Regions from separate parts of the Homo sapiens genome. Here region 2 is linked to region 1. Evidence: chromatin loops called from intact Hi-C (ENCODE). Cell type or tissue: K562. All regions are shown on one strand. Each heading gives the region's core, and the rest is flanking DNA. Links, peaks and the distances in the headings are about the cores only. Region 1 holds the start of WWOX-AS1 (WWOX antisense RNA 1). Region 2 has its middle 45 kb from the start of NUDT7.

Region 1 (15,294 bases), core at 4,692-12,691:
CACTATTACAGGTGCATGATAAGTGTGTCGTACGCAGGAAGTACGTTTCCCCCAGCCTTCCCTACCTGCTGAGGGCTGCTCCCAGCCTAAGGATTTCATCCAGATAGATTCATAGCGCTTCCAGTAAATGCACCCCTTGCCTTTCAAAGTTGAAAAAGAAATTACTTTGGACACAAAGAGGTGTTTCTTTTGACACAGCAGGCATGTGAAAAAATAAGCAAAAAAACAAGAGGGATTTCTGTTACCATTGGCATGTGCTTCTCTTTTACTTCTTTAGTTCACAATGCCAGTGGTTCAGCTTCCCGTTCTGATCCTCACTGCTCTAATCTCTTCATCTGTGCTTGCAATCACAGCCACGCGGGCTCGCAATATTACCACGAAATCATTTTATCTGTTGGAATCTCTTTCCTGTTCATTACTCTTTTTTATCCCCAGGTAGACAAACACCCTAAGTTTACCTCTTGCGAATTGTACGCTTTAAGGTTAAGGAATTCGTAGTTGAATAAGAATGACTTTTCACATAAATTTAATGGAGTTTTATCTTCTGAGCCAAGGCTTTATTTAAGGAGTCTTGGGAGGTAATCATGTGTTACCTGAGACTCTCCGCCCATAGGATGTAGTTCCTTTCCATTGGAACACATGGGGACCGAGGGAATAAAGAATGTTTTCATCTCTGAAAATATCTCTCATTCTTCCAATCAATGCTGCTCTTTTCTTGCATACTGTATACTGGGAAGCATTTGTTTCGATTTGTGGTTAAATGTATGTGTCCACTGGACTTCAGTATCCACCCTTTGAAGGACCGCAGGAGAAGTTGTTCAGGTAGAAACATACAAGGGCCGGATGCGGTGGCTCACACCTGTAATCCCAGCACTTTGGGAGGCCTAGGCGGGTGGATCACTTGAGGCCTGGAGTTTGAGACCAGCCTGGCTAACATGGTGAAACCCTGTCTCTACTAAAAATACAAAAATTAGCCAGGTGCGGTGGCGCAAACCTGTAATCCCAGCTACTTGGGAGGCTGAGGCAGGAGAATCGCTTGAACTCGGGAGGCGGAGGTTGCAGTGAGTCGAGTCGTGTCAGTGCACTCCAGCCTGGGTGACAGAGCGAAACTCTGTCTCAAAAAACAAACAAAAAGAAACATACCGGGAGATCTGGTTCTATTGAACCCCAGTGCAGCCATGGGTAGAATTTTAGGCTTATTTATATTCCATTTCACCACAAGATGTCACCAGGGCACCACACCAACATGGTCTATGGACCCTCTCTCTGGCAAATAGAGTTATGGTCATCAAACAGCACCTGCCCAGGGCTATGGGGAGAGGAAGCTGGTTGGCTTTGTCACAAATGCCTTGATGTCTCTTTCCTCCCCTGGGGCCCATCTCTTCCAGCCTTTGCATAGAGAGAGAAGGCAGGCAACAGGACACAAGAAGATTTTCCCAGAGTCCAGGGTGTTCTCTTACCCCTGAAATCGTTTCTTCACTGGATGGGAAGGCAGGCACCCAGGGGGAGATGGCATCAGCTGCATAAACAATTTTTCTCCTCAGTAGACATTTACATGAGTCAATAGGAATCATATTCTCTCTTTTTTTTTTTTTTTTTTTTTGGAGATGGTCTCACTCTGTTACCCAGGCTGGAATGCAGTGGTGTGATCTCAGCTCACTGCAGCCTTGACCTCCTGGGTTCAAGAGATCCTCCCACCTCAGCCTCCTGAGCAGCTGGGACCACAGGTGCTTGCCACCATGCCCAACTAACTTTTGTATTTTTTGTAGAGACAGGGTTTCACCACATTGCCCAGGCAGGTCTCAAACTCCCGGGCTCAAGCGATCCTCCCACCTTGGCCTCCCAAAGTGCTGGGATTACAGGTGTGAGCCACTGTATCTGGCCTAGGAATCATATTCTCTTCACTGAAACATTTCAGATGACTTAAAAATTCACCTTGTAGAACTTTTAAAATTGAAACTTTCTGGTGAACATCATTAGTTGACAGATATGTCATTGAAGTTTCATCCTTCTTCATTTCAGAGTCTGCTGGAAGACCCTTCATTTACCACTCTCTCCTTCCTGGAGGTGTGGAAATACTCTACCTGGGTGAGGCTCTCGTGGCTTTTTGTGCCAAGTGTCCGTAAACTTCAACTTAATTGTTTTAAATCCTTTGTGGTGATTATGCGGAAGGTCAAATCTAACAGGAAGCTCCATGTCCACTTGATGTGTACTTACTTCTATTTTTGCACCTTGTGTTGTTTGTTATCCTGAATTATGCCAGGGCTGGTTTGTGCTAAGATACTTGTTATTTGACCTCATAATACCAGCATGTCCCGTTTGTATAACCCTCTCTGTAGCTTCTTCCAGCATGTGATCATACATCTACCTAACCTCTCCCATTGGTTGAATTTAATATACTAGTGAATTTTCCATTGCAAAGATGAGGTTACGAATCATAGTGTTCATACTCAGAAGGACTTTATAAATATTTTGCCTTTTTGAAGTATATACAAGAAATGAAAAAAAAAACAGGAATAAATAAAAAGAATAAAAAGAGCCAGGACTAGAACCTACAATTCCTGACTCTTGATCAAATTGCTTTTCTTTTTAACTCTAGTTAAATATTTTCCATTCTTTTTAACTCAAGAAGCCTTTGTTTTTGTTGTCATCGTTTTATGATTAACTTATATCTGGTCCTTTAGACATTTAGATTTTTTCTGTTTTATCTCTCTCTATATGTATATCTGTATATATATTTATCTATATCTATATAGAGATATATATATATATATAAAATAATGAATGAAATGGACTGTTTGCAACCTCAGATGTATTTCTAGGACTTAGAGTGATTAGCTTGAGGCGATGGTAGTTTCTGTTTTTGGAGTCTCTGTAGGTCTCAGACTCACAGTCTGTACTTCTTGTTTTGGGGGCTAATTAAGTGGACAGTTTCAGTGTTGGTAGCTCATTTAAGCCATAAACATGCAGACCATGTGGAATCCCATTAGTCAAACCTTAGCAGAGTGCCTTGATGAGTACCTCCTTTTCTTTCTGAATTCTATTAGTTGATGCTTTGTTCTTTCTCCCCAAGAGCCATATCTCAGCTATTTCTTTTCATTTCTTGTGTATAGTTCAACATCTTTCTTTCTTTTTTTTTCTAAACAGGATCTCACTCTGTCACCCAGGCTGGAGTGCAGTGGCATGACCATGGCTCACTGCAGCCTCGACCTCTGGGGCTCAAGCGATCCTTCTGCAACAGCCTCCCTAGTAGCTGGGACTACAGGTGCATGCCACCACACCCAGCTAATTTTTATATTTTTTGTGGAGATGGGGTTTTACCATGTTGCCTAGGCTGGTCTCGATCTCCTGGGCTCTAGCAATCCTCCCACCTCGGCCTCCCAAAGTGTTGGGATTACAGGCGTGAGCTACCGTGCCCGTGCCCGGCCTTACGTTTCAGCATCTTTCAATCCATCTAATACGCAGTGCCAGGGAAGGTTTGTGAAAACATTTGAATCACAGAGTCACAAACAGTGAGAATAGCTGCAGTTATGTTTGTGATGCTCTAATGAACTTACAAAAGGCCAGGCCTAGTATTTCAGCTGTGTCCATGATGTCTCTGATGGAAATGGACAGGTAACATGATGTACACAAGCATTTGACTGTTGCATCCTTTGATTGGGCCATGTTCATGCAGCCAGCCTGGGAAAGCAATTAGTAGTTTTAAGCATGGGAAATCATATAAAAGTAAACTAAAATTGCATTTGAATTAATTGATGAACATGTTTGCTTGACCATATCCTGCTGTTAGGCGTCTTCAAGTTAACTTAAGTGGTTGATAAAACTTTCCAAAAAGAATACTATCAACTGCTGAGCACCTGTTGTCAGAGTTGTGGGTAATTCGCAAAGGTTTTCAAATGGAAAAGTTGTTTTCTCCTGCTAGGAAGCATGGTCTCAGATCCACTTCTAAGGTCAGTGTGAAAGGGAAGGCAAATTCACTTTGAGCAGGGGAGGCATGATCTGGAAGATAAAGCAGCTAGGAGTATAGACTAGGGGGCTGATGGAGGGGAACACCTATCACAATATGTGTTCTCACACCAATGGTATATATTTTCCACACATTTAGATTCTCCATGCCACTCCTTATCTCTTTAGTGCAGAAAACGGAGAGGAGGTTCAGTATTCTTAAGAAACTCCCATGATTGCTTTGAGGCAATGGATTTAACAGGTATCTTTATCCCTTATTTACGCACTGACTGTGGTACTGAGTCATCCCTGGTGTTTCTGGATTTTATTGGCAATGCCAAGAGAGCAGGAAGACTGGGACGTGAACTGACAACATTTATGATTCTGGCAGCTTGACATCACCCAACTGTTCTCTTTGTTTGGTTTTGCTTCAGACTTAGTTTAGTTTTGTTTTTTAAGGGCTGGGGTGGAGGAGAGGGATTTGCTCTTGCAGTTTTCCTTTCAAACCAAACTCTTTCAAAGCCTTTTGCAAACTCTTTTATGGATTTTACTCACTGGTTGAGCAAGAGTTACTTATGAGATGTGGCTTCGGCATTTTCACAGTGTCCATAAAAAAATGTATATTACTATGCATTGCACATTTGCCACTTAGAATTTCTGAATGCAAATTAATCAACTTGCAGCTGTGACTAACAATAAAACACAGGATAATGTACCTACAGAAATGAGGGCATTGGAAATCCGCTCTCAGGTGGCCATCGAAAATAGTCAGCCTGAGTGTTGCTACCTGTTTTCCATAATTGTGTAGCTTTGCCTTTCCTTAGTTAATCTGTTCAATAAACTCCTCTGCAGAATCCAAATGCTTAAATTCAGTTTCTTTTTGTCTTTATGGTGTTTTTCATTGTTAACGTGGCATCGGAGTAGCTCGACTTTTGCATCATGATAAATTCATAACCCAAGAGAAGGCAGAAAACATAATTATTATCAATTGCCTCTCTCCTGGAATTGCCATTGGCTGAGTGGAACAAAATACGAACTTAAGGAGTAGCTGATTCAGAGAAATCCAGGGTAGGAACGGGTCCCATCTTGATTTCAATGTCTTTTTTGAGGAGGCCTTCCCATTGCACTTCTCTTCAAGTTTGCCCAGATAGTAAGTTCTACTAGACATGTCAATTTTTTCTGAGGTCTAATCTTGATTTTTTTTTTCCTGCACAATATGGAATTCAGTGTTTTTATTTAATCATTCAGTAAGTCTTGACTGCCTGCTATGGAGGTTAAGCCCTTTACTAAGTTCCAAGGATGTACCTGTGAATAAGGCAAGTTCCTTTTTATCATTGTCTTTGCAGTCTATTAGGGGCTACACAATTTAAACAGAGAATATATATAAAATGGTAGAAAGTACAAGTAAGTATACCTTATTTTTTTTAAAAAAATGAATGTGGTATTTCACCCACAGCCTCAAGAATCACTTTCCTTAAAATTGCCAGAGTAGGAAAACTTACAATTGAAGAATTTCAGGTATTTATGGGAAAAATAGTATTAGGGCAATTGCGGTCAAACACATTCGTCTGTTCGTTCAATTACAGCAGTAAGGATGGAAGTCTAAAGAGAGTTTCTACGTGATCTTATTTATCCTGCATTTATAAATACACAAATTCTTGTACAATTAACTCAGTTTTTCACTCCTTTCTTGCTTGCAACTTGTCAGGTCGTTCCCTCCCCAGTAGTTGTGAACTTCTTTATGCTAGCTTCTTCCATCAGGGGCTCACAACCAGGGACTGTAGAGGTTTGCAGAGGTAAATCTTGGTAGATAAGGATTTTATGAAAAGGGAGCTCACTGTTGGTGAAAAATCCTTGTTTCTACAGATTTTGGGTCAAGATAAGAAAAATTAACTTTTAAAATCTGAGGAATTTGGAGATTATCTCCAGGGGCTGAATATATTTTTATGGGAGAAATAAAATGGATAGTTTTAAACTTGAATTTAGTTTTTCCTAATGGAGGCCCTTTTGAAGATCAAATGGGATCTGTAAAAACTCTTTGAAAAATGTAGACTGCTTCTTATGTGATTCTTACTGGTCTATTATTTATCAAGAAATTAAAAAGGAATGAATATCTGTAGCTGTTTTTCTTTTTCTTTCTTTTCTTTTCTTTTTTTTTAAGATGGAGTCTCGCTCTGTCACCGGGCTGGAGTGCAGTGGTGCTATTTCGGCTAACTGCAATCTCTGCCTCCTGGGTTCAAGCAATTCTCCTGCCTCAGCCTCCCAAGTTGCTGGGACTACAGGCGTGCGCCACCATGCCCAGCTAATTTGTAATTGTTTGTTTCTAAAAGGATATTCAGTGCTTCCACTGTCTTTTAGAAGTCTGTAGAAGGAAGGCCAAGAAAGAAATACCCATTATTTTGGCTGAAGATGATCACTTTAGCTGAAACCAGTTCAGGTTCAAACTCAGACATTGGTGCTATTTTCATATATCTGAAATGTTCTGAAAAGATTACTGACGATCAACATGCTGAACTGACATTTCACAGATATGCAGATTTATTCATCTCTGTTCAAGGTATGCCTTTTCCAATCATAATAGCCACGTAGAGGACATTAAACAAATATTTTATTGTGGTAAAAACACTTAACATGAGACCTACCCTTTTAACAAATTTTTAAATATATAATTTATTATTATTGTTGACTATAGGTAAAACAGGACATTTTTAACGTGCTGTGGTGGCCTATTGGACTTTCAGCCTCCCTGGGTGTATTTCGCTGTATATGTGTACCATGTCAGCTTACCCTAGAATTTGAAACATTTTCCTTTGATGATTAAATTTTTTTTTTTTTTTTTTTTGAGATGGAGTCTTGCTCTTTTGCCCAGGCTGGAGTGCACTATCGCGATCTCGGCTCATTGCAAGCTCCGCCTCCCGGGTTCATGCCATTCTTCTGCCTCAGCCTCCCGAGTAGCTGGGACTACAGGCGCCTGCCACTACACCTGGCTAATTTTTTTGTAGTTTTAGTAGGGATGGGGTTTCACCGTGTTAGCCAGGATGGTCTAGATCTCCTGACCTGGTGATCCGCCTGTCTTGGCCTCCCAAAGTGCTAGGATTACAGGCGTGAGCCACCGTGCCTGGCCTGATGATTCAGTTTTTACCCCAAGATGCAGTATGCCTCAGTCTCACTAAAATATGCCAATATGTTCTTCTTCTTGAGGATCAGGGCTGATTTCTTCTACTGGGAAAATGTATCCCCTGTGTTTGGCCCCAGAGGCATCAGGGTAACCTGCTCTCTTCCATTCTCAAAGCAGAAACAGTGTTCCTAACATTCTAAGCCTGGGAATAGGATGGCAGGTCGTGGGACCAGCATTTTAATTACCTAAAGGGAACTTATTGATTTTAGTCCAGAACACGGTGGGGAGGAGTTCATATTCTTTTTTTTTTTTGAGTCTGGATTTTAGAATAAATTCACTGTGTACATAGCTATTCCATCTTTAAAAACCTTTGTGAATGTTAATATACAGCCTTTATAAATTTGAGGTATAATGTTCAAAATGCTCTAATCCCTAAATTTTCCAGTCTAGGTTATTATACTTTTATGACTATTCATTTTGATGTAGGCCTTTTAAAATCAATTCCTCCCTGTTATTACAATGCTGCTTTATGGTATTTGTGATATATCATATGAATATACTTGAGGGTCATGAGAAGTTCATATGTGTGTGTGTAGTGTGGGCCCCAGACTTTCGCCATACCGCTGGCTAAAGTGGCCATGTTTTTGTACGTCTCTGCAGAGCTTACAAGTTATTCAACAGCCAGATTTCTATTCTGATATGCCCTTTTAGTTTTCAAAGCATCGAAAAAGGGTAATCTTTAGAACCGAAGTATTTGGAAAACTCCTAGACTTGAATAAGGTATTTTTGAATTTGAAGAGCTAAGAACCCATCAAATCAAAATGCTAATAATTCTTCCAAGTCAAAAGGTAACTCTCATTTTATTATGCATTGACCACCATTCACTTTCTGTTGGACTGCTTTTGGAAAAAGAACCACAAGTCTCTATTTTTAAAATAGAGGTACAATGATAAAACAAAACAAAACAAAACAAAAAAACAACAAAAAAAAACCCACACAGGTCTCATCAGCCAAGGGATTTAAAAATCAAATTTAACTTCAAAAAACTGAAGTTGATATAGCAGGATCTTGGAGATGCAGTTTCTTCACTTTTCTTTTTTTTCTAACTGAGGGATTAAGGATATAAACCCAACTTCAAATTTCTTTCTGGGTGGTCTTGAAAACTTAACAGTAGGTCCTGTAAAGAGGTGGGGGAGAGGAAAAAGAAATCCTTTACTCTCATCTGCTGGTTTTAAAATGAGAAAAATACACACACACACGTAATGATGTTCGTGATGTTAATGGAGGGAAATATCATAAATAATTAAGAATTTAAAATTATTATAAAATATTTAGTATTATTGTTGTTACTGTTATTAGTAGGAAGGGGCCTTGCCATGCTTCCTTTCTTCAAACAGCTCAGTACTTTAAAATCGAGTGTGGCTGTGTTTGTCAGTCGTGGTTTGTGTTCTTTGATTTGTTCTGCATGTTCTTCTTTTGGAGAGGATGTGTCACTTTGCCAATCTTGGTCCTTGCTGTTGTCTGGTGGAGGGAAACAAGCCTGCCAGGCCGGCTCATCTGACCCCTGGTGGCAGGGAGTGGAGGTGCACTCAGGATGCTCTTGGGGAATCATAAAGGAGGTTAAAGAAAGGGACAGCAGAACCCTGACAATCCTTGCCCCTAAGCATGGAAAAGCCTCCGGACCGGGTCTGGAGTGCAACAGAGGCCCCTGACCTTGTCTCTAGCTCTCTGTCTGCATCTTCAGCGTGGCTTCACTGGTTTCTAAGTCTCTGGTGTCTTTTGTCTTTTGCAGCCGGCTTGCAATTGCCTCCTTCTAACTCTCAAAAGGATGCATGGGATGGGTTCAGTGTAGTCACTGTTGTGCCTTTTGGACAAGGCTTTCCAGCCAGGCCACCCTGTTTACAAGGCTGTCCTCACGTCATGGGCGCTCATATTGTCCAGACTAGATGGTCAAGGTGATTGGGGGAAGGAAGTCACAGAGCCACCAATTACTAAGGAACTGCCCAGAGATCCTGCCTCACTGGGAACCTGTGAGTGGGCTGGTTTCCCCCAGCAGAGGGGCTGTAGCATAGCAGGTACCCACAGGAGCCTGGGCATGGCCTTTTTCTCTAAAGGGCTGGATAGTCAATATTTTTAGCTTTGTGGGCTTTATGGTCTCTGTTGCAACTTCTCAACTCTCCTGTTACAGCAGGAAAGCAGCCACAGATAATATATAAATGGACGGATGTGTTCCAATAAAACTTTATTTATAGGAACAGGCAGTGGGCCAGATTCAGCCCGTGGGCCATAGGTTGCCAGCCTCTGACTCTGGTGTTCAGATCACAGACTTTGGATGTCTCATATCTGAATCTTTCTAATCTCGTGATAGGGCAAGGTAATTAAAATGTTAATACGTTAGTTTTCTCACTGTCAATGTGTTCTATGACATCATTTATGCAAAGCATACAAAGCTGAGAATAAAGTCTCAGCAAATGCTAGTTTCCTGGCCTCCTTATACATACTTACAAAGGATGGTGGGAGATAGTTTGAGATTTGAGGCCTCTGAAGAATAGGTGTTTTTGTGATGATTTTGGCTTTTCAGTTTGACAGTTGGCTTTGCTTTTTTGACAGACACATTAAGAGCTTCAAGGGTCATTTCATGGTTTGTCCTTTCCATGTCAGGGACACCTTTCACGTGGCCATTTTAAGCACAGGAATTGCCTTCAAGTAGTTTACTCGTACGAACTTGTCTGTAATCATCTTTCCCCATTTGGATGGTGGGTTGCCCATTTTAATTCAAGGTTTGTCTAATGTGTTAGTGCATATTCTTGGCTCAAGCAGGATAAGACACTAGTAACCATGAACCTGTATATCAAAAAGCGTGACTAGAGTTTCATAGTTAAACATGTGCTGAAATCCACAGTGGACACCAGAGAGGGTCATGGAATCTGGGAATGGATGACTTGTCCCATGATGATAATATCTGTGTTCCTACGGCTGGGCCCGGTGGCTCACACCTGTAATCCCAGCACTTTGGGAGGCCGAGATGGGAGGATCACGAGGTCAGGAGTTGAAGACCACCTTGATCAATATGGTGAAACCCTATCTCTACTAAAAATACAAAAGTTAGCCGGTGTGGTGGTGCATGCCTGTAATCCCAGCTACTCAGGAGGCTGAGGCAGGAGAATCACTTGAACCCAGGAGGCGGAGGTTGCAGTGAGCCGAGATCACGCCATTGCACTCCAGCCTGGGTGACAGAGTGAGACTCCGTCTCAAAAAAAAAAAAAAAAAAAAAAATCTGTGTTCTTGCCTGGCTTATTGAGCTCCATGGTAAATGTTCAGAGGCTGCAGGAATGATTCAAAGTCTGACTGATTTATGTGCATTGGGCATTTTGTTGATGTCATTCAGATTAATGATGGCACTGAAAATGTGTAATGGAAATGAGAAGTTTGTATCCTGCCTGCTATACCATGATTCCAATTTAAGAGGGGGTAAAAATATTGCACTTTTTAATCTATTGTTTTTTGAAAGAGACTGTTTAAAACACGTAATTTTGCTAAGTTATGGCTCATATCGTATTTGTTATTTTGGTTTTGAAAAATTGAGTAGGAAGCAATTGCGTTCTTAAATGACTTGAACATCAAAGGCAAGTAGTGTCTTGTTTTAGGAGCAGCCAGGCTCCTATCCCTCTGATCCAGCCAAGTGCTTTCACTTGGTCCCACTCTGGGGAATCACCAGTGGTTCTCACTCTGGGAGAGGCCCCTGGTTGACCTGGAATGACCTAGACCAGCAGTCACAAGCTCCTGCCCATGGACAAAATACAGCCGGTACCTCTTTGGCTATGGCCTGCAGGCTCAGAATAGTTCTTACATTTTCAATCATCTGCAAAAAAGAATAAAGAGGAGAATATTATTTCTTGAAGGAGGAAAATGATATGGAATTCTGATTTCAGTGTCATAAAGTTTTGAATTTCATCAATAAAAAATTTGCAGAAATTTGTTTTTCTCTCCTGTTATGTAAATACCTCTGTAATAGCCTCGGTTTTGCCTCTTGGCTCACAAAGCCTAAGTTGTTTACTATTTAGCCCTTTACAAAAAAAGTTTGCCAGCATCTGATGTCCAACAACAATTTTCAGTCTTTTTTGTAGCTCCCAAATTCTCTCATTAAACCAGATCCCTTGAGGGAAGCCTGGTTTACAAAATAGATTAAGTGATGTGGCTGTTTGGAGCAGGAGGCTGTGGTCTGAGTCTTGCTGGCCTCAACCCTCAACTCACTTCCACACCTTACCTCCTGGGGATAAGGCTGCCTTCGTCTAGAAAGTGCCTCGGTTCCAGCTTGGAAATATCCATGTACAGTCCCTTTTTTGTTATTCCAAAACCCAAAGAGATCTGAAAAGCAAAAACAAATTTATTGTATATTTATAGCAAATTTATTTGGTGGTGAAATTTGACTTCAGCTTTAGCGTCCCTGTTTCTCCTTTCTAGTGTGAATGTTCATTTTGTTTTGTTTGTTTTTTTGAGGCAAGGTCTCACTTCATCACCCAGGCTGGAGTGCAGTAGTGTGTTCACAGCTCAGAGAAGCCTCGACCTCCCGGGCTCAGGCGATCTTCCTGCTGTAGCCTCCCAAGTAGCTGGGACTCCAGGCATGTGCCACCATACCCAGCCAATTTTTGTGTCTTTGTAGAGATGCGGTTTCTCTACCATGTTGGCCAGGCTGAATAATCATATTTTCACTGAAGAAATAGAAATGTCATTGTTATAGGATGTTGCCCCAAACCCCGCAAAGGTATTTTGTAATATGCAGTATATGTGCTAAATTACTTTTTTTGTTGTTGTTGAGATGGAGTTTCGCTCTTGTTGCCCAGGCTGGAGTGCAGTGGTGTGATCTTGGCTCGCCATGATCTCTACCTCCCAGGTTCAAGCGATTCTCCTGCCGCAGCCTCCCGAGTAGCTGGGATTACAGACATGTGCCACCACACCCGGCTAATTTTGTATTTTTAGTAGAGATGGGGCTTCTCCATTTTGGTCAGGCTGGTCTCGAACTCCGGACCTCAGGTGATCTGCCCACCTTGGCCTCCCAAAGTGCTGGGATTACAGTACCTGGCCCAAAATACCTTTCTAACATGGAGGAATTAGGAATACTGAAGGCATCGGCCCCCAAGGGTTTGATGTGCTCTTGTCCCCAAGGCCTGCAGATTTGCATCACCTCTCCACTTCGTGGACTCCTCGTACCTGCCTGATTCCAGGATGCTCTAACCTGGCCACGCATCCCCCGTGGATTCTCAGCTGTTGTGTGTTTCCTCCTCAGGTGGCCACTGTGTCTGGTGCTCACCCACATTTTGGTTCATCCTGACTTTGCCTCAGCCTCCCCATTCTGCATTTCTCCCACGGCTTCTCCCAGCCCTGGCCCAGTGACACTGTAATGTGGACTGTGGCATCCCCTGAGTCTAAGCTGTTGACCAGCTCTTGATGGACAGATGCTGGCAGAGATGGGGAAGGTGCTGTTCCCTTCCTCCTGGGAAGGGCAAAGAAAGCAGGGTGGTCCTCCCATCCCCGTGAGGAAGGAAGAGCCTCATTCATGCTGAGACCCTGATGGAGAACTGGGTCCAGGGATAATGTTTTGTGTTCCTGCTCATGGGACTGGTGTGTTATTGTCAAGGGATCTTACAGGCCTTGCTTCCCAGGCCCCTCTATCCCCTCTGTTCTTGCTTAGGCATTAGTGATTTGGTTCTTCTAGCTTTTTTTCTTTTTTTGAGACAGGGTCTCGCTTTGTCATACAGGCTGGAGTGCAGCAGCGCGATCTTGGCTCACTGCAACCTCCGCCTCCTGGGTTCAAGCAATTCTCCTGTCTCAGTCTCCTGAGTAGGTGGGTCTACAGTCACATGCCACCACGTCTGGCTAGTTTTTGTATTTTTTAGTAGAGATAGGGTTTCACTTGTTGGCCAGGCTGGTCTCGAACTCCTGACCTCAGGTGATCCGCCAGTCTCAACCTCCCAAAATGCCGGGATTATAGATGTGAGCCACCACACCAGGCTGGCTCTTCTAGTTTTTGAAGCTCACTTTTCTTTTTTCCTCAAGACTCACAGGGAATGGGACCAGGCACCTGTCTTTATACATTCTCAAAGTCCATGGTGACGATGCCATGCTCCGGTTCTAAGCCAGTTGGACAGACACAGGCAAGGGAAGCTGTCAGTGTGGGTGTGAGTTGCAGTGTAAGGGTAGTGGGTGGAATAGCGTCTCCCCAAAATCCACACCCACACAGAATCACAGATGTAACGTTATATGGAAACAGGGTCTTTGCAGATGTAATTAGCTAAGAATCTCAAGGTTAAATCATTCAGGCTTTAGAGTGGGCCCTAAATCCAATGACGGTTATCCTCATGAGAAGAGGAAAGCAGGGGGCACAGTGGTGGGTGTGCCTGCAATCCCAGCTACTCGGGAGGCTGCGGAGGGGGCATCACTTGAGCCCAGGAGTTCATTGCCAGCCTGGGCAATATAGCAAGACCCCATCTCTTAAAAAAAAAATAACACCAAAAGACAAAACAGAAAAAGGAGGAGAGGACACAGAGGAGAAGGCTCTGTGAAGTCAGAGGCAGAGATTGGAGTGATGCGTCTACAAGCCAAGAGATGCCACGGTCATGGGCAGCCCCCAGAAACGAGGAGAGAAACCTGGCACGGTTTCCACAAGGAGTCACCCCTGCCAACACCTTGGTTTCAGACTTCTGGTCTCCTGAACTGTGAGAGTCAGTTTCTGTTGAGCTTGTGCTGATACGCTAGGGCAGCCCTAGCACACTGCCACATCTGGTTTCCCGGAGGAACTTCACAGGGTCTTTGTTCTTTATCTACAGTCTCTGGAAGTCTCAGCAGCCTCCTGTGTTCGCAACTGTCATTCCAGAGCAGCCGTCTCGTGTTATGCATTTGCTTACTCATAAGCAAATATTTCACAAGAACCTGCGAGGGCCAGGCTGGGCCAGGCAGGTATTGCAGGTGCAAGGATCTATATAAGACAGTGCCCTTTAGAAGATCCCTGTCTCATTGAGAAGCGTTGAGTAAATGGGTCTCTCTGGTCATTCTCTCCAGAACATGAAGCCAAAGGGCTGAGAGGGAGAGACTCCAAGAATGAATTAGTGTCCAGCAAGGTATCGCTTGTCTCAGGATGACAACTTGCAATTTGGGGATCTCTCAACGTCCTGACCTCCATCTCAGTGGGCATGTTCCTCACCTGGCTGGCTGCCCCTGCTTACTGATGCAGCCTCCTGTCACACGGTACTCACCTCTATTCACTGTATTCCACCAACACTGGCCTTGGGAGCCAGCAGTACCCCCATTGTACAGATGAAAGTCTTGTGACTGTCAACATTAAAATGAGAATGATATTGACCCATGATACTTACCCACCTGTTCAGTGGATTCGGTGTGCCGTCAGCATGGTTCCCAGCACATAGTAAGTGCTCCGTAAATGTCAGCATCTATTATTATCATTTGTGTTTTTTTTTCCCCTTCTCTGCCTTCCTTTCTCTCCCTCCTTGGTCTGCTTCCTCCTGTTGCTATCAGAGCCTGCCTGCCTCATCCTTGTTCCAGCCTTGATGGTGATGATGATTGTGGTTGCTGTTGCTATTTGTTTTTTTGGTTTGTTTGTTTGTTTTGAGAGGGAGTTTTACTCTTGTCACCCAGGCTGGAGTGCAGTGGCGCCATCTCGGCTCACTGCAGACTCTTCCTCTTGAAGCTGGGGAAGTTCAAGCAATTCTCCTGCCTTAGGCTCCTGAGTGGCTGGGACTACAGGCATGTGCTACCATGCCTGGCTAATTCTTTGTAGTTTTAGTAGAGATGGGGTTTCAGCATGTTGTCCAGGCTGGTCTTGAACTCCTCAGCTCAAATGATCTGCCCACCTCGGCTTCCCAAAGTGTTGGGATTACAGGCGTGAACCACCACGCCCCTCACGCGCAGCCACTGTTGCTATTGATGATTATTATGACATCATTGCTCAGATTCACTTGGCTCAGAGAGGGCGGAGTCAGAGTGACCCAGGTGGTCACTGCTCCCCTTCTTGTCCATCAAATCAGCTGCCTCCAACAGCATTGCCTGGCAGCGTCACGTAGTAGCCCTCTCCCTCACAAGGCTTTTGAGGCAGACAAATGCCACTGATAAAGCAAAAGCAAATGTTTTGGGTGAATTCCCCATAGCTACACTAGATTTGAGGCTGAGAAATGGAATGCCTGTCATTGTTGACTGAAAAATACAGCTCTCCTAAT
Region 2 (15,294 bases), core at 2,827-10,826, 560 kb before region 1:
TTCTTTTACATCATATAATGCATTTGAGAATCATCTAGGTTGGGGTGTAAACCAGTATTTTGTTTCCATTGCTTGCCATTTAACATTTGATTAAAGCCCATCTTTCTTCTTAACGGTGTAAGCCACATGGGATGACAGAGTTGGGGGAAAGAGAGCTGAGTTCCAATGATCATTTTCAAACATATGCACCCAAATACATATATTTGAAACTGTTGGAGGGAAAGAAGCATGTTGGAATGTGCTATAGACCAAATCGTGTCCCAGCAAAAATCCTGTGTTGAAGCCCCAGCCCCCACTGTGACTGTATTTGGAGACAGAATCTTTCGGAGGTAATTAAGGTTAAATGAGGTCACCCGGGTGCAGTGGCTCACGCTTGTAATCCCAGCACTTTGGGAGGCCAAGGTGGGCAGACAGCTTGAGCTCAGGGCTTGAGACCAGCCTGGGTAACATAGTGAAACCCCGTCTCTACAAAAAATACAAAAATTAGCTGGGCATGGTGGCACCAACCTGTGGTCCCAGCTACTTGGGAGGCTGAGGTGGGAGGATGGCTTGAGCCCAGAAGAAGAAGGTTGCAATGAGCCAAGATTTAGCCACTGTACTCTAGCGTGGACAAAAGACCAAGACCTTGTCTCAAAAAAAAAAAAAAAAAAAGTTACATGAGGCCATAAGGGTGGGGCCTTAATCCAATAGGATTGGTGTCCTTATACGAGGAGGAAGAGAGGCCAGAGCTAGGCAGCACACTCTCTCTTTCTCCCCCAACCCCACCTCCCTAGCCACGTGAGGATAAAGCAAGAAGCCAAAAAGAGAGCCCTCACCAGAACCCAACTATGCTGGAGTTTCATTTGGGACTTGTAGCCTCCAGAATGCAAGAAAGTTAATTTCTGTTGTTTAAGCAACCCAATACCAAACTATAGTATTTTATTATGGCAGCTTAAGCAGACCAATACTGAGTGGCTCAGAAAACAGACCTGCAGCCAGGAGTCAGTGAGCTGGGTTTGATCCCAAAAGTGTTTCCTTTTTTATGGAACAGGGATGAAAACAACCTTCCATGCAGGCTCATCATGAAGACTAAACCACATAGGTGATATGTAAAATTTCTAGCCCATTTCTTGACACTAGGAAATGCCCAATATGGGGCACTTCAAATTGTCCAGCTTTGTATCCATCCCTGCATCCAATATGAACCCTTATATATGCCGGGATGCTCTGCAAATATTTGCACAAAAAAATTGAAATCCAACTGGACATACTAAGGAACCTGTCTGTGTTTTGATTTTTTTAATTTGTAAAATGAAGTTGTTAATGCAAACGAATGTTTCTGAAACCCATCTAGTATGTTTAACACGATCTAAACAGGAAGTGATTTTATGGTAGTCATTTCCATGTTAGTATAAGCAGATTTCAGTTATCATTCCCACAATTAGATGTTTGCATGTTAAACTATTTACCAATAATTATGAAAAGGAAGCATGTGTAACTTTTTGAAATATAATGTCTCTACAACCAGATGGAAAATATTTGGGAGAGGTAAAGAGGGACAGTGAGGTGCTTTTTTTTCACCTGGAATGACAATTGGTTCTTCTCAAGGCTTTGACGGGAGCCTAAGGTAAAGAGGAATGAGAAAAGCAACATGTCTCTTGGCCTTCATAGCTCCCTTAGGGAAGGAAGAGGGGACAGGTGGCTGTTTTGTCTACTCATTGGTACCCACAGTGGTATGCTAGAGCTGGCTCATTCCAGCTCTTCAGAGCCACTTGTGCACTTCCCTTCCCAGCTCCATGTTCAGGGATATCATGTTGGTGGCTTAAAATTGGCCATGCTGGGAATTTACACCGTGGAAGGTGTGATGGTCAATAACTGAGTGTCAACTTGATTGAATTAAAGGATGCAAAGTATTGTTCCTGGGTGTGTCTGTGATCACGAAGCTGGCGATAACTATCTTGATCTCACAGCATTGTGCATATAATACCCATGTGAAGGTGTTGCCAAAGGAGATTAACATTGGAGAGTCAGTGGACTGGGAGAGGCAGACCTACCCTCAATCTGGGTGGGCACCATCTAAACAGCTGCCAGCACGGCTAGAGAAAGCAGACAGGAGAAGATGGAACAGCAGACTTGCCGAGTCTTCCAGCCTTCATCTTTCTACCCTGCTGGATGCTTCCTGCCCTCGAACATCAGACTCCAAATTCTTCAGCTTTTGGACTCTTGGACTTACACCAGTGGTTTGCCAGGAGCTCCTGGGGCTTTTGACCACAGACTGAAGGCTGCACTGTGGGCTTCCCTACTTTTGAGGTTTTGGGACTCAGACTGATCCACCACTGGCTTCCCTGCTCCTCAACTTGCAGACGGCCTATGGTAGGACTTTACCTTGTGATCGTGTGAGTCAACAGTCCTTAATAAACTCCCTTTCATATATACATATATGCCATTAGTTCTGTCCCTCTAGAGAACCCTGACTAATACAGAAGGCAAATGCTACACATGAGGGCATCCCTCACTTCTCTGGAGAGTCAGTTGTTAAACACTTACCAGGGCCATGGCCCAGAGTCACTACTACTTCCCAGGGAAGGAGCAAGGAGCAATGCGAACTGCCCTTCAGAAGGGTGGAAAATGGATGGCAGAGGAGTTGGGTAAATGCACCAAGAGAGTCAACAAGGTTAAAGAAGGCCAGAATTTGTATACATGTGCCATGTTGGTGTGCTGCACCCATTAACTCGTCATTTAGCATTAGGTATATCTCCTAATGCTATCCCTCCCCCCTCCCCCCACCCCACAAACCTGCACATGTACCCTAAAACTTAAAATATAATAATAATAAAATTTAAAAAAAAAGAAGGCCAGAATTTGGAGTCCATTTTTGTTTATTTTTTTGAGACAGAGTCTCACTCTGTTGCCCAGGCTGGAGTGCAGTGACAGGATATTGGCTCACTGCAACGCCCACCTCCTGGGTTCAAGCGATTCTCCTGCCTCAGCCTCTCAAGTAGCCGGGATTACAGGTGTGCACCACCACGCCTGGTTAATTTTTATACTTTTAGTAGAGACGGGGTTTCATCATTTTGTCCAGGCTGGTCTTGAACTCCTGATCTCAGGTGATCCTCCCACCTCGTCCTCCCAAAGTGCTAGGATTATAGGCATGAGCCATCGCGCCCTGCTAGAATTTGGAGTTTAGACAGAAGATCTTTCTTTATCCCTCACCATTTTTGAGGTTCAGTGTATATTTGAGATCTGATTCCGATAATTAAACCATGTGTGGTATTGAGAAAAGTATATTCATGGATATCTTTTTACCCAGTAACTCCACTGCCAAAACACCTACCCCCAATAAAAGTATAAAGAATCCGTGCAAGGATTTAGGTCATCAGGTGGCTTCACACAATGTGATTGTCATAGAGTACAGCCTGGAACCATCTCACATCCTGCAACAAGGTTCTAGTTACCTCTGTTACGGTGAACCCATGCAACCAGGTACTGTCAGTCTTTAAATATTCTTCTAAAACTTGATTTCTGATAGTGTGGGAGAGGAGTCATGACAAGTAAGAAAAGTTACAAGGCAGAATGATTTTAATAAGAGTTGTATAAAATGTAAAAATCCATAAAGGTTATAGAGTAGTTAACTTTGAGTGGTGGGGTTAATGGTAATTTTTTTTTCCTTTGGTGCTTTTCTATATTTTCAAATTTCCCCATGGTGAGAATGGATTACTTTTTGAAATAAGAAAAAAAAATGAAATACTGCTTTTGGTTTGTTTGTTTTGTTTTGTTTTTGAGATGGAGTCTCTGTCGCCCAGTCTAGAATGCAGTGGCTCCATCTCGGCTCACTGTGACTTCAGCCTCCTGGGTTCAAGTGGTTCTCTTGCCTCAGCCTCCCAAGTAGCTAGGATTACAGGCACGCACCATCACACTCAGCTAATTTTGTATTTTTAAGTAATTTCTCCAACTAGATAATGTAGCAACTTAAAACCTAAAATGTGGTTTCTCTATATAAAAGGAGTTTGAGGCCGGGCGTGGTGGCTCACGCCTGTAATCCCAGCACTTTGGGAGGCCGAGGCGGGTGGATCATGAGGTCAGGAGATCGAGACCATCCTGGCTAACACAGTGAAACCCCGTCTCTACTAGAAATACAAAAAATTAGCCGGGAGCGGTGGCGGGCTCCTGTAGTCCCAGCTACTTGAGAGGCTGAGGCAGGAGAATGGCGTGAACCCAGGAGGCGGAGCTTGCAGTGAGCCGAGATCGCGCCACTGCACTCCAGCCTGGGCGACAGAGCCAGACGCTGTCTCAAAAAAAAAAAAAAAAGAGTTTGAGGCCGGGCGCGGTGGCTCACACCTGTAATCCCAGCACTTTGGGAGGCCGAGGCAGGCGGATCATGAGGTCAGGAACTCAAGACCGGCCTGACCAACATGGTGAAACCCTGTTACTACTAAAAATACAAATATTAGCCAGGTGTGGTGCCTGTAATCTCAGCTACTCAGGAGGCTAAAGCAGGAGAATCGCTTGAACCCGGGAGGTGGAAGTTGCAGTGAGCTGAGTTTGCACCACTGCACTCCAGCCTGGGCAACAGGGCGAGACTTGGTCTCAAAAAAAAAAAAAAAAAAAAGGTAGTTTGAATTAATGAGATTTAACAAACATTATGCCTAATAGGTAATATAACAAGGGCAATGAAATCACCAATTGTATCTGAAAAAACAACCATAGCTATTTCTTTCTCCTTCCTGTATCTTCCTCCCGCTTCTTTTACTGATAATATTTACGGATCATTTTCCACGTATAAGCCTTGGAGCCAAGTAAATTAAATAAATTAACTCGTTTATTTTTCAGAACAAAACTATGAAATAGATACTACTTGTATCTCCACGCAGAAACATACAGAAACAGAAGCTTAGCGTCAATAAATGGCTTGCCCAAATTCTCATTGCCAGTAAATGCAAAACTCTAACCCTAGTTAATAAAAGCACACATTTTGTATTAGTAAATAATCAAATTAAGCCTTGTTACTCACATGGTTGCCCCTTTAAGGAGTTGGTAGCCTCAATGCTCAGAAAGTTAAGCTCAAATATGTACTTTTAGTTCCATGGATTCCTTGTGTTGTGGTCACAGTCGAAGACTAAACAATTGCAACACGATGACCCACACTGCAGATATTTATCCAAAAACACAAAGGAACTTTTCACCTATCAGCTATCAACACGACTTTAGAGACAGTCAACAGGATTTTCAGTTGGTCAGGCAAGAACTAATCATTGAGGATCTCGTGTGTACATGACACTGTTACTAAATTCTGGGGCTACAGCAGCAAAATAAGGTGAATATGATCCCTGCCCTTATGCAGTCTGTAGCCTTGTAAGAAAGTCTAAGGAATTCAATAAGCAAGATAAACGCTGTGATGGAGAATTACAGGCTTCGTTGTGAAGCTGTCACCCTCTTGACATAATAATGGTTATACTCATAGCTACATTCAGTCCCGGTTTAACTTGATCATCTTTTATAAAACTGACTATGCTTGGCAAATTTTTTTGTCCACAGGGTAGATTCATTGCATGCACTCTTCTGGGACTTGATAAACCAATTTCTAAATGTTCACAGACTTACAAAGTAGAATAGACCAGGACTCCTGCAAAACACCTCTTAGTAATACGGAAAGAGTTTGAGACTTAGTAAAAGAATGACAATTACACGGGTGGCTAAAGGAGTGGCCGCTTCCAATATTCCTCTTGAAAGAAACATTATCACCCCCCACTGCTCGGCCCCCGCTCCTTTAATAAAAGACTACGCTTTCCATCCTGGTACCAGAATTCCAAGAAATCCCTCACACACACCCCAAGGAACCCCAGGATTGCCATTTCTCCTTGCAGGGAGAATCTTTCAGTTTGACATCTGGCTGGCTTTATTGACGGATTTCTCATGCACTTCCCTTTGCTGCAATATGCACACTATCCAGCAGAGGGCAGGATTATACAACACATTCTCCCCGTTAGACCTAAACGAGAGGATGGCACAGACCCACCAGCGTCAGAGGAGGTTAAAAAGCACAGGACACATTTTTGCCTGTGCGCTAAGAGATGACAGCATGAGAAATATTAAATACTTGGAGCTGGGACTCAATATGCCCGAGACCTGGAGTCAGTCTGGTAGTCACTTCAACTGTGGATTGCAATTTTCCCAAATGGATGGTGAAAGTTTTCTATTAGGTTGCAAAAGTAAGTGCAGTTTTCGCCATTAAAAGTAACGGCCCTCAAATCTGATTTCTCCTCTAAATTTCTATAATTCTACATTTTGGCGTATTTGATAAATAACCCTCAAATTTAATAAATGACCCTCAAATCTTATTTAATAAATGACCCTCAAATCTTATTTCTCCTCTAAATTTCTATAGTTCTACATTTTGGCTTATTCTGAAGTAACTCTCCTGAAGTTGTACTCTTTCTAGAATACAAATTGGACCACGTGTCTCCCTGGTTTAAAATCTGGGAGTAGGAATTTAGAATGTGAGATCATTCACACCTAAGGGATCCAAATCTCTCCTTCAAGTCAAGAGCAAAATCTTCCTCCCCAGTTTGGGAGTCAGAGGTTGTGTTGGTTATAGGAGTAATAATAATAATAATAGGACAATATTCGTTGATGTACCAGGCAAGTGCGAAGTGCTTTACGTGAATTAATGCATGAATTCCTCTCACTCACCCAATGAAGTCAATATTCTTACTATCCCTATTTTTAGATGAGGACAAAGAGATCCCTATTGTTAGATGAGGACAAAGACAAGAGATGAAGTGCATTGCCCAAGAGCATGCTGATAGGAAATGGTGCCACTGGGTCTAAACTCCAGAGAATGGGCTCACAGCTGCTCTTATATTGCCTTCAATGACTTTGGAGGTGGGAGAGGAGCTGACCAAAGACAACTACAGGACTTTGAACTAAGACATGTTAATTCATTCACTCATTCACATACTCTCTCAAAGACATACCAAGTGCCTACTATGTCCCAGGTACTTCATTAAGCACTGGAATCCAAAAATTTGTAATGTAGCATCCTGCCTAGTCACATGGGTTTCTGCCATAAAGTTCAGAAGCCTGGGAGTAAGAATAGGGAAGGAAAATTCACTACTGACACAATGTTAAGGTTTTGCTGGGTAGGCACAGTGAAAAGTAGAGTTCAGGGTATGAAAGGTGCTAGGGAGACAGTGGTTCAGGCAACCAACCATGAGGTCCAGCTAAAAACATGAGCACCCTCCTGATCTGCAGCCTGGCCAGTGTGTTATGAATCTGCCCCACTTCCCAGCTTTTTCCCAGCCAATCGTTCTATTTTGCTAACCGGGCTAAATGCCTCAGGCGAAGGACCAGAAATACTGGATTCCATCATAGCACAGATTATGCAACCTAGGGAAACCATTCACCATCTCTGAGCTTGCTTCTCTCATCTATAAAATGAGGCACCATTCAGCTCAATGAGTAGAAAAATATTTATAGAGGAACACAGTGTGACAGGCACGGTGCTTCATGCCAAGAACATAAGAAGATATTTCCTTCCTCAAATAGTTCACATCTGAACACATTCTAGATGTTTCTAAACTATAATTACAAAACAGTGCTTCTATCTCTGATAGAAGATTCTACAGGACACCACAACTACCGTTACTAATAGCCTATGTTTTGTGATACCTAATTTGGGCCAAGCTCTCCATATAAATTATTTTTATAATCCCTCACGATAACCCAGTGGGGCCGGGTGCGGTGGCTCACGCCTGTAATCCCAGCACTTTGGGAGGCTGAGGCGGGCAGATCACCCGAGGTTAGAGTTCAAGACAAGCCTGGCCAACATGGTGAAACCCCGTCACTATAAAAATACAAAAAACGTAGCCAGGCATGGCGGTGGGCGTCTGTAATCCCAGCTACTTGGGAGGCTGAGGCAAGAGAATCCCTTGAACCCGGGAGCCGGAGGTTGCAGTGAGCTGAGACGGTGCCATCGCACTCCAACCTGGACAACAAGAACGAAATTCTGTCTCAAAAACAAACAAACAGAAGCAAAACAAAACCCTCTGGAACAGACGTAATTTTTATGTTTTCTGACAGAAAATCTGAGGATTAAAAAATGTCAGGTACTCACTGTATTAGATTATTCTCACACTGCTAATAAAGACATACCCGAGACGGGGTAATTTATAAAGAAAGAGGCTTAATTGACTCACAGTTCAGCATGGCTGGGGAGGCCTCAGGAAGTCCACAATCATGGTGGAAGGGAATGCGAACACATCCTTCCTCACGTGGCAGCAGCAAGGAGAAGTGCAGAGTGAGAAGGTGGGAAGAACCACTTATAAAACCATCAGATCTTGTGAGAACTCACTCAATATCATGAGAACAGCATGGAGGTAAGTGCCCCTATGATTCAATTACCTCCCACTGGGTCTCTCTCACGACACGTGGGGATTATGGGAACTACAGTTCAAGATGAGATTTGGGTGGGGACACAGCCAAACCATATCATTCACCAAAAGTTGCAATGATAGTAGGAGATACCAGGCACAGTGGCTCATGCCTGTGATTCCAGCACTTTGGGAGGCCGAGGGGCAAGGATTGCCTGAACCCAGGAGTTCAAGGCCAGCCTGGGCAAGATAAAGAGACCCCATCTCTACTAAAAATACAAAAAATATTAGCAATGCACCTATAGTCCCAGCTACTTGGGAGGCTGAGGCGGGACGATCACCTGAGCCCAGGACATCAAGGCTGTGGTGAGCTGTGATTGTGCCACTGCCACTCCAGCCTGGGAGACAGGAGTGAGACCCTGTCCCAGGAAAAAAAAAAAAAAAAAAGCCTGGCACGGGGACTCACACCTGTAATCCCAATACTTTGGGAGGTGGAGGTGGGTGGATCACTTGAGGCCAGGAGTTCGAGACCACCCCTGGCCGACATGGTGAAACCCCATCTCTACTAAAAATACAAAAATTAGCTGGGCGTGGTGGCACACACCTGTAATGCCAGCTACTCAGGAGGCTGAGGCCGGAGAATCATTTAAAACTGGGAGGCGGAGGTTGCAGTGAGTCGAGATCACACCACTGCACTACAGCCTGGACGACAAAGCGAGATTTGGTCTCAAAAAAACAAACAAACAAACAAAAAAAGGTTGTAACATGTGGTAGAATCAGAACTCAAAACATAGGCGTGGTTGAGACTAGTGACTGTTCTTAATCACTGTGGAAGCCTGGAGCAGAAGACCCAGCTCTCCTAGGAGGTGAAAGGTTAAGTCTGAAATGTCATGCGATGCCTGCTTGGATTCTTGGGAATGATCTGTGCTGATCTTATAAATCTCTCTCCTAGACTTAAATTTCTCTACATACCTTTCAGTCCTTATCCAAGAAAAGTTGGCTTAATACATACAACTAGAATCGAGGCAAATTAGACTCCTTTAAATGCGTCCATAATGTCTGCTTCATGGCTCTTCAAAAAAGACATGCGATCCTGTGAAATGCTAATTTGATACATAACCAAAGGAAAGTAACATGCTCTTGTCTTGGCTAATTCGTAGCTGTTAGTTGAGCAACACCGTTTATTTCCAGGGCTAGCCTTAGATATAGCACAATTATAGAAAAGGGCTGTCAGCACTAATTGCTCCATTGCATGCCCAAAAAGTTCTACAGAATCTGAAATGCTGACAAACAGTCCAGACCCACTGGAAAACATCTGCAAATCATAATCTTTTAATTTCAATGAACATGGTGGAAAGTTTCAGCTTCAATGACTTACTAAATCCCTGAGCCATCTTAAAGTCTTGTGTTCTTTTCTTTCCTAAGCCAAAGAATAAAACAGCTTTGAAAGTTGTGTTTTTTAGAGTGTGGAGCCAAAATGACTGCTATAGTTGTTAATGTTTAAAATGACATTTCAGATATGCCATCTAACCTAAATGAAAATTTTAGAAGGCTATTGATCATTATAAAAATATTTTTAAAGATATAATTTATATACAGTACCATAAAATTCATTTGTTTTAAGTGTACAATTCAATGATTTTTGCAGTAAATTTTCAGTTATGCAACTAGTGCCATAATCCAGTTTTAGAACATTTCCGTTAGCCCAAGGAGGTCCCTTGTGTCAGTTTGAGGTTATATGCCTCATTTCCACCTCCAGTAACCCCTAATCCTCTGTTGCTAAAGTTCTGCTTTTCACGACATTTCACGTCAATGCCACCATAGAAACTGTGTTTGCATCTGGCTTCTTTCACTCAGCATATGTTTTTCAGATTCATCTACATTCTAGCATGTAACAGGGCTTTGTTCCTTTTTTATTCCTGATTAATATTCCTTTTATGGATGCAGTTCATTTTGTTTAAGCATTTACCATTCAATGGATTTGTGATTGTTTCCAGTTTTCAACCATTACAAATAATGTTGCTATGATAATTCATGTCCAAGTCTTCATGTGGACACGTGTTTTCCGTTCCTTTGTGTAGATACATTGTAATAGAATTGCTGGATTATATAGTAAATTTATGTCTAATTTTTAATACTTTGAATTTTATTTATTTATTTTTTTTGAGACTGTGTCTCGCTTTGTTGCCTAGGCTGGAGTGCAGCAGCATGATCACTACTCACTGCAGCCTCACCTTCCAGGGCTCAAGCGATCCTCCCACCTCAGTCTCCAGAGTAACTGAGACTACAGGTGCATGCCACCTCACCCAGCTTTTTTTGTTTTGTTTTGTTTTGTTTAAAGAGATAAGGTTTCCCTATGTTGCCCAGGCTTGTCTCAACCCCCTGAGCTCAAGTAATACTCATGCCTCAGCCTCCCAAAGTGTTGGTATTACAGATGTGAGCCTTTGTGCCAGGCCTGAACTTGTTTTATGTGTAACTTTTTAACAAACTGCCAAACTGTTTTCCAAAGTGGCTGCGCTATTTTACATTCCCAGGCTGGTCTTTATTTATTTATTTATTTATTTTGCAGGAGCGTGGGTAATTTTTTGTAGAGACAGGGTCTTGCTAAGTTGCCCAGGCTGGTCTCAAACTCCTGGGCTCAAGCAATCCTTCCACCTCAGCCTTTCAAAGTGTTGGAATTACAGACGTGAGCCACCGTACCTGGCCTCTCATACTGGTCATTTTTAATAAGACAAATGATTTTCTTAAAAAAAAAAAAGAAAGAAAGAAAAAGGAGCTATAGTGTGAAGGAAAAAAAAAAGATGCCCTGTAATTACCCCTGGGACAAAGGTGCTGTAGAAAACAGAATGTTAGCAGGAGCATGAGTTTCCTGAGTTGTTTTAGGAACTCCAAAATGCTGGGAATTTCAACTATCTTTAATCCAAAGAGCCTTCTGGTTTTAAGCTGCTTCGAACCTTGTTCTTGCTCCATGGTTGGGGAGAAGTTGAAAGGGAAACGACTGCTAGGTCTCTTAGTAAGTAACCCAGTAATTATATATTCAGATTGTCACCCTACCCTACCCTTCTACATTTCCCAGCCATGCCCTGGCCCATTCCTCTTTACATTTACAACAGCTTTCTGACTTATCTTACTGGCTCTGTGCAACTACCTTGAACTCCACTCCCACTTCTAAACCTGAGTGAAGTATTCTTTTTCTTGGTTTTCCTAATACCCTGTGTATGCCTTTTATGATAAGATTTTCTAGCCTCTCTCAAGGAACTATACTTTACTTATTTTTATCTCTTCAGTACTCAGTATAGACTTTGCCTCATTGTGTATACTCAATCATATTGCATGGACCAATGAATGCATTGATTAACACAGAATAAGCCCTATCTATTAAATGCATCATGGTCTTAATCTCGTTAACTGAAATATGTTACAAATAAGGATAGCTTTGAATATCTGTCTAGTTAACTTCTGATTTTCTACAAAAATAACTAGAAACTGAACCTAGAATTGGCTGTCAGGTCTACAAAAATGCTGCTGGTTCTATCTCTCATCAGCTTTGTGGCCTTGACCTCGTTACTAAATTTTGCTAAGCATCAGTTTCTTCACCTGAAAGCATCGCTATAACGATTAAATGAGATAGTCCATAAAAAGTCCTTGGTTATTATTTTATTACATCATCATTCTAACAATTATTGAATACTTACTACAATTTTTATGAATATGAGTACAGAGGTTGATGTGTCTTGCTCATAACTGTAATATTCTGGCCGTTATGGTGGCTCACACCTATAATCTCAGCACTTCGGGAGTCTGAGGTGGAAGGACTGCTTGAGCCCAGGAGTTCGAGACCAGTCTGGGCAACACAGAGAGACCCTGTCTGTAAAGAAAATTGAAAAACTAGCTGGGCATGGTTGTGCACACCCGGAGTCCCAGCTACTCAAAAGGCCGAAGCAGGAGGGTAGCTTGAGCCCAGGTGTTCAAAGCTATAGTGAGCCAAGATCACACCACTGAACACCAGCCTGGGTGAGAGAGTGAGACCCTGTCCAAAAAAAAAAAAATAAATCCATATTCTTTGCTACAGGGAATTGTGAAAAGTAATGATGCATATCGCAGTTCTAGAAATTTTTGGCTTTCGTCTACATAACGGTCTCAGGTCATCCAACCTCCAAATTATAGTCATCTATTGAGAGGCTGTGTGAGAGACAAGATCCTAAAAGCCAAAGGTAATGAATGATGAGGACTATATTAATAATGCACACACACTCTCCTCCATTTCATTCATATCCCAGTAGAAACTTTAAATTTCAGAACTCCCATTCAGGGTGATTCTCACCTAATGGAGGCTGGTTTCAGCACAACACGCATCAGCCGATACTCCCGACTCCACACAGCCAGGCTTGCACACATTTATTATCAAGAGCTGCAGCTTGTCTCCGGCGGTTTGACTGGCTGCTACCCACCTCCTCTTCAGTGTTTCTCAGAGGAAGCAACAAACTCCGCTGGAGCACTCTGTGGAATCCTCAGATGGAGAAAGGAAACCGCCACGGTGCAAGTGCGTTCACCACGTGTTACACACACTTTGAAGATGATGGGCTTGTTAGGCTGCAATACATCCTTGGTGTTGCATTAACTAGCATGATTCCTCATCCAGCTTCATGAAACTACCTAACCATGGCCCATGAGGTGCACCCCAGGTACATATATAAACATACACATTCCTATAAAACCATTTTTGGAGGCAAATTTCTATTTGAATTCTCACCTATCCTTTTCTAGTCATGGGCAAGTTATCTAGCTTTTCTGAATCTCAGTTTCTTTATATGGAAATGGGGATAAAATGCATTGCTGGGTCGTTATGATAATCATATGCAATAAACATGAAACTGTCCAGCAAAGTGCATGACAAGTCATAGTTGTTCAATAAATAATATTACTGTGATTACTAGTAGTATTACTATTCTACAATGTATATATGAATATGCTTACACACACATAAATATGCCATTATGCTAAACCAATTATTCAGCAATATATCGTAAATAAGTATCCTGTAGCAAAAATCTCCCAAACGTAGAGATGGGAAAATAAAGGTAAGTTTTCCTTCAGACCCCCGTCTTTATTTAGTTTGCATAGTTTCTTTTGCATTGGTCCTCCTGTTAGCACTGACTGGTGACCACTGAGCTAGTGTTTTTTGTTTTTTACATGTATAGTCTGATTGCCTGTCATGGATGGTGATGTCACTGAGTCAAAGTAAATTATCTTGTTGATAATAGGAGACAGCCCTGACCCACTGATGCCTAGTTACCTCATGAGAAAATCAAAAAGTGGAGAGAAAGATGTCTGGGCTGTGGCTGCTGAGGCTTCCTTAGCCCCAAGTGTCCGAGTCAGGGATGTGGCTCCAAGATTCCATGTAGGAAAACATTCATTGAGCACTTAACACCCTCAGAAAACTGGCAGCTCCTCAACCCCACCCACCTCCTTCCAAGACCACTCAATTTCAGAACTCACTTCTCAATGAGGAAAGAAAATTGCCCAAAGAGGTTTGGAGTGTTTTTTTTTTAATTTTTCATTTCAAGCAGAATATATTCTCATCAGTGGGAGAGGATAGTCTAGCATCATGACTAATAAAAACTGTGTTGTGATTTTTGACACTACATTTTCCTAATTGCTTAAAATGTGTTCCACAGTGCTATGTAACTGGCATTGAGACGTGCAGTTATGGGTGTACTCAACAGATGTCAGTTGCCCTCCATTTAAGCAACTTAGAAACAACCAAAAATAAATGTGGATTATTGAATGCTGGAGAGAAAGCGAAGATATTAAATATTTAATTCTCTGAACATAATGATGTAGTTGATTTTCTGTTCTTCTTAGCTGCCGTTTTGTCATTTTGCATCAGTGATCCTGAGAACACATTCATTATTCTGGAAGGCTCATTGGATGTTGCTATGGAGACCAGAGCTGCTCTGACATATTCCCCCAGGCCCTGTTTGCTGGCTTTTTCAGTAAACACTTAATTATGCGTTGCATTCTGCAATCAGTGTGGTTGGAGGAGACTTTCCTTAGCTGATTTCAAGCTAAATATGAGTTCTCCTTACAAGCGGATGCTTTCGTAGGTCTGTTGAGTGTGATTTTAATAAATGGAGCAAAATCAAGAAACATCCAAGAGAAAAATCAAACAAAGAAGAAGGCAAGGCATCAGTCTAATTACCTTCAATAGCCTAGCGGTATAAAAGCTTTTCAAAGTCGTATCAACAACCTTAACTCTACTAAAAACCTTGATGGTTCGGAGAAGGAGAAAGATTCTTCTATACCATATGACCCAAGCAGGCAAATCAAACAAATAAAAAATTTGTTTAGGAGCATTCTATCTAGGAAGAAGGTATTAATAAATTATAAGATCCTTTTTAGGTCAAGGATTCTCAATGCAGGAATGGGCTTCTGAGGTCTCTGACCAAGCTCCACTCCTTCCATAGGTACATGAAGAATATTGTTTGCATGCATATGTGCATCTTTGTAGAAAGAAAGTCCTTAACTTTCATTATAAACTGAAAAGCCATCAGATAAAACAAATGGATCACTGATCAATTGAATACTAGTGAAAAATACTCTATCTTTCTCTGAGGAAGCATATTAACTCTTTCTCACAATGTATGATTTACCAAAATAAAGAAAGCATTTTGCAGGAGGGAACCAACCCCCAGGGTATGCTTTATCCAACTGTGAATTTTGATAGATGCACTTGGAATTCTTCCTCATTTGAGAGAACAAGTGCTGGGTTAGAAGCCTGAAATAAAGATAGAAGCTGACCCACACTCAGTATTCTAAGTCACGACAAAAGCTGTGCCAAATGGATCACCCAGTTTTACTAAACTTGTTTAATTCAGTGAAGCCATTTATTTGGCAGATTCTCCAGAAACTGTATTTGATTTTCTCTTTAGTAGGTATTTACTAA

The links. A loop is a pair of places that touch in the nucleus more often than their neighbours do. Peaks named below come from ENCODE experiments on the same cell type or tissue, not always from the same donor. Only the 100,000 strongest peaks of a DNase experiment are listed, where the experiment ranks them.
Region 2: it touches region 1 in a loop (4-fold over the local background); 6 of 110 quality-filtered maps call a loop at or near these places.

The regions. Positions count from the first base shown.
Region 1 is chr16:78,226,758-78,242,051 of GRCh38, forward strand. All of the region lies in intron 5 of WWOX (WW domain containing oxidoreductase), which reads left to right. WWOX-AS1 (WWOX antisense RNA 1) reads right to left here and starts at 14,994. Exons shown (of 4, transcript NR_184272.1): 1 at 14,441-14,994; 2 at 11,331-11,431; 3 at 10,875-10,925; 4 at 7,905-8,240. RefSeq lists a silencer at 13,815-14,109. In K562, for the core only: a CTCF peak has its summit at 8,628 (motif pointing left); a DNase peak (open chromatin) is centred at 8,624; H3K27me3 peaks cover 641 bases.
Region 2 is chr16:77,669,983-77,685,276 of GRCh38, forward strand. No RefSeq gene overlaps it. Among named protein-coding and RNA genes, the nearest start is that of NUDT7, 45 kb to the right of the region's middle. RefSeq lists an enhancer at 13,964-14,133. In K562, for the core only: a CTCF peak has its summit at 5,933 (motif pointing right); a DNase peak (open chromatin) is centred at 5,959; H3K27me3 peaks cover 369 bases.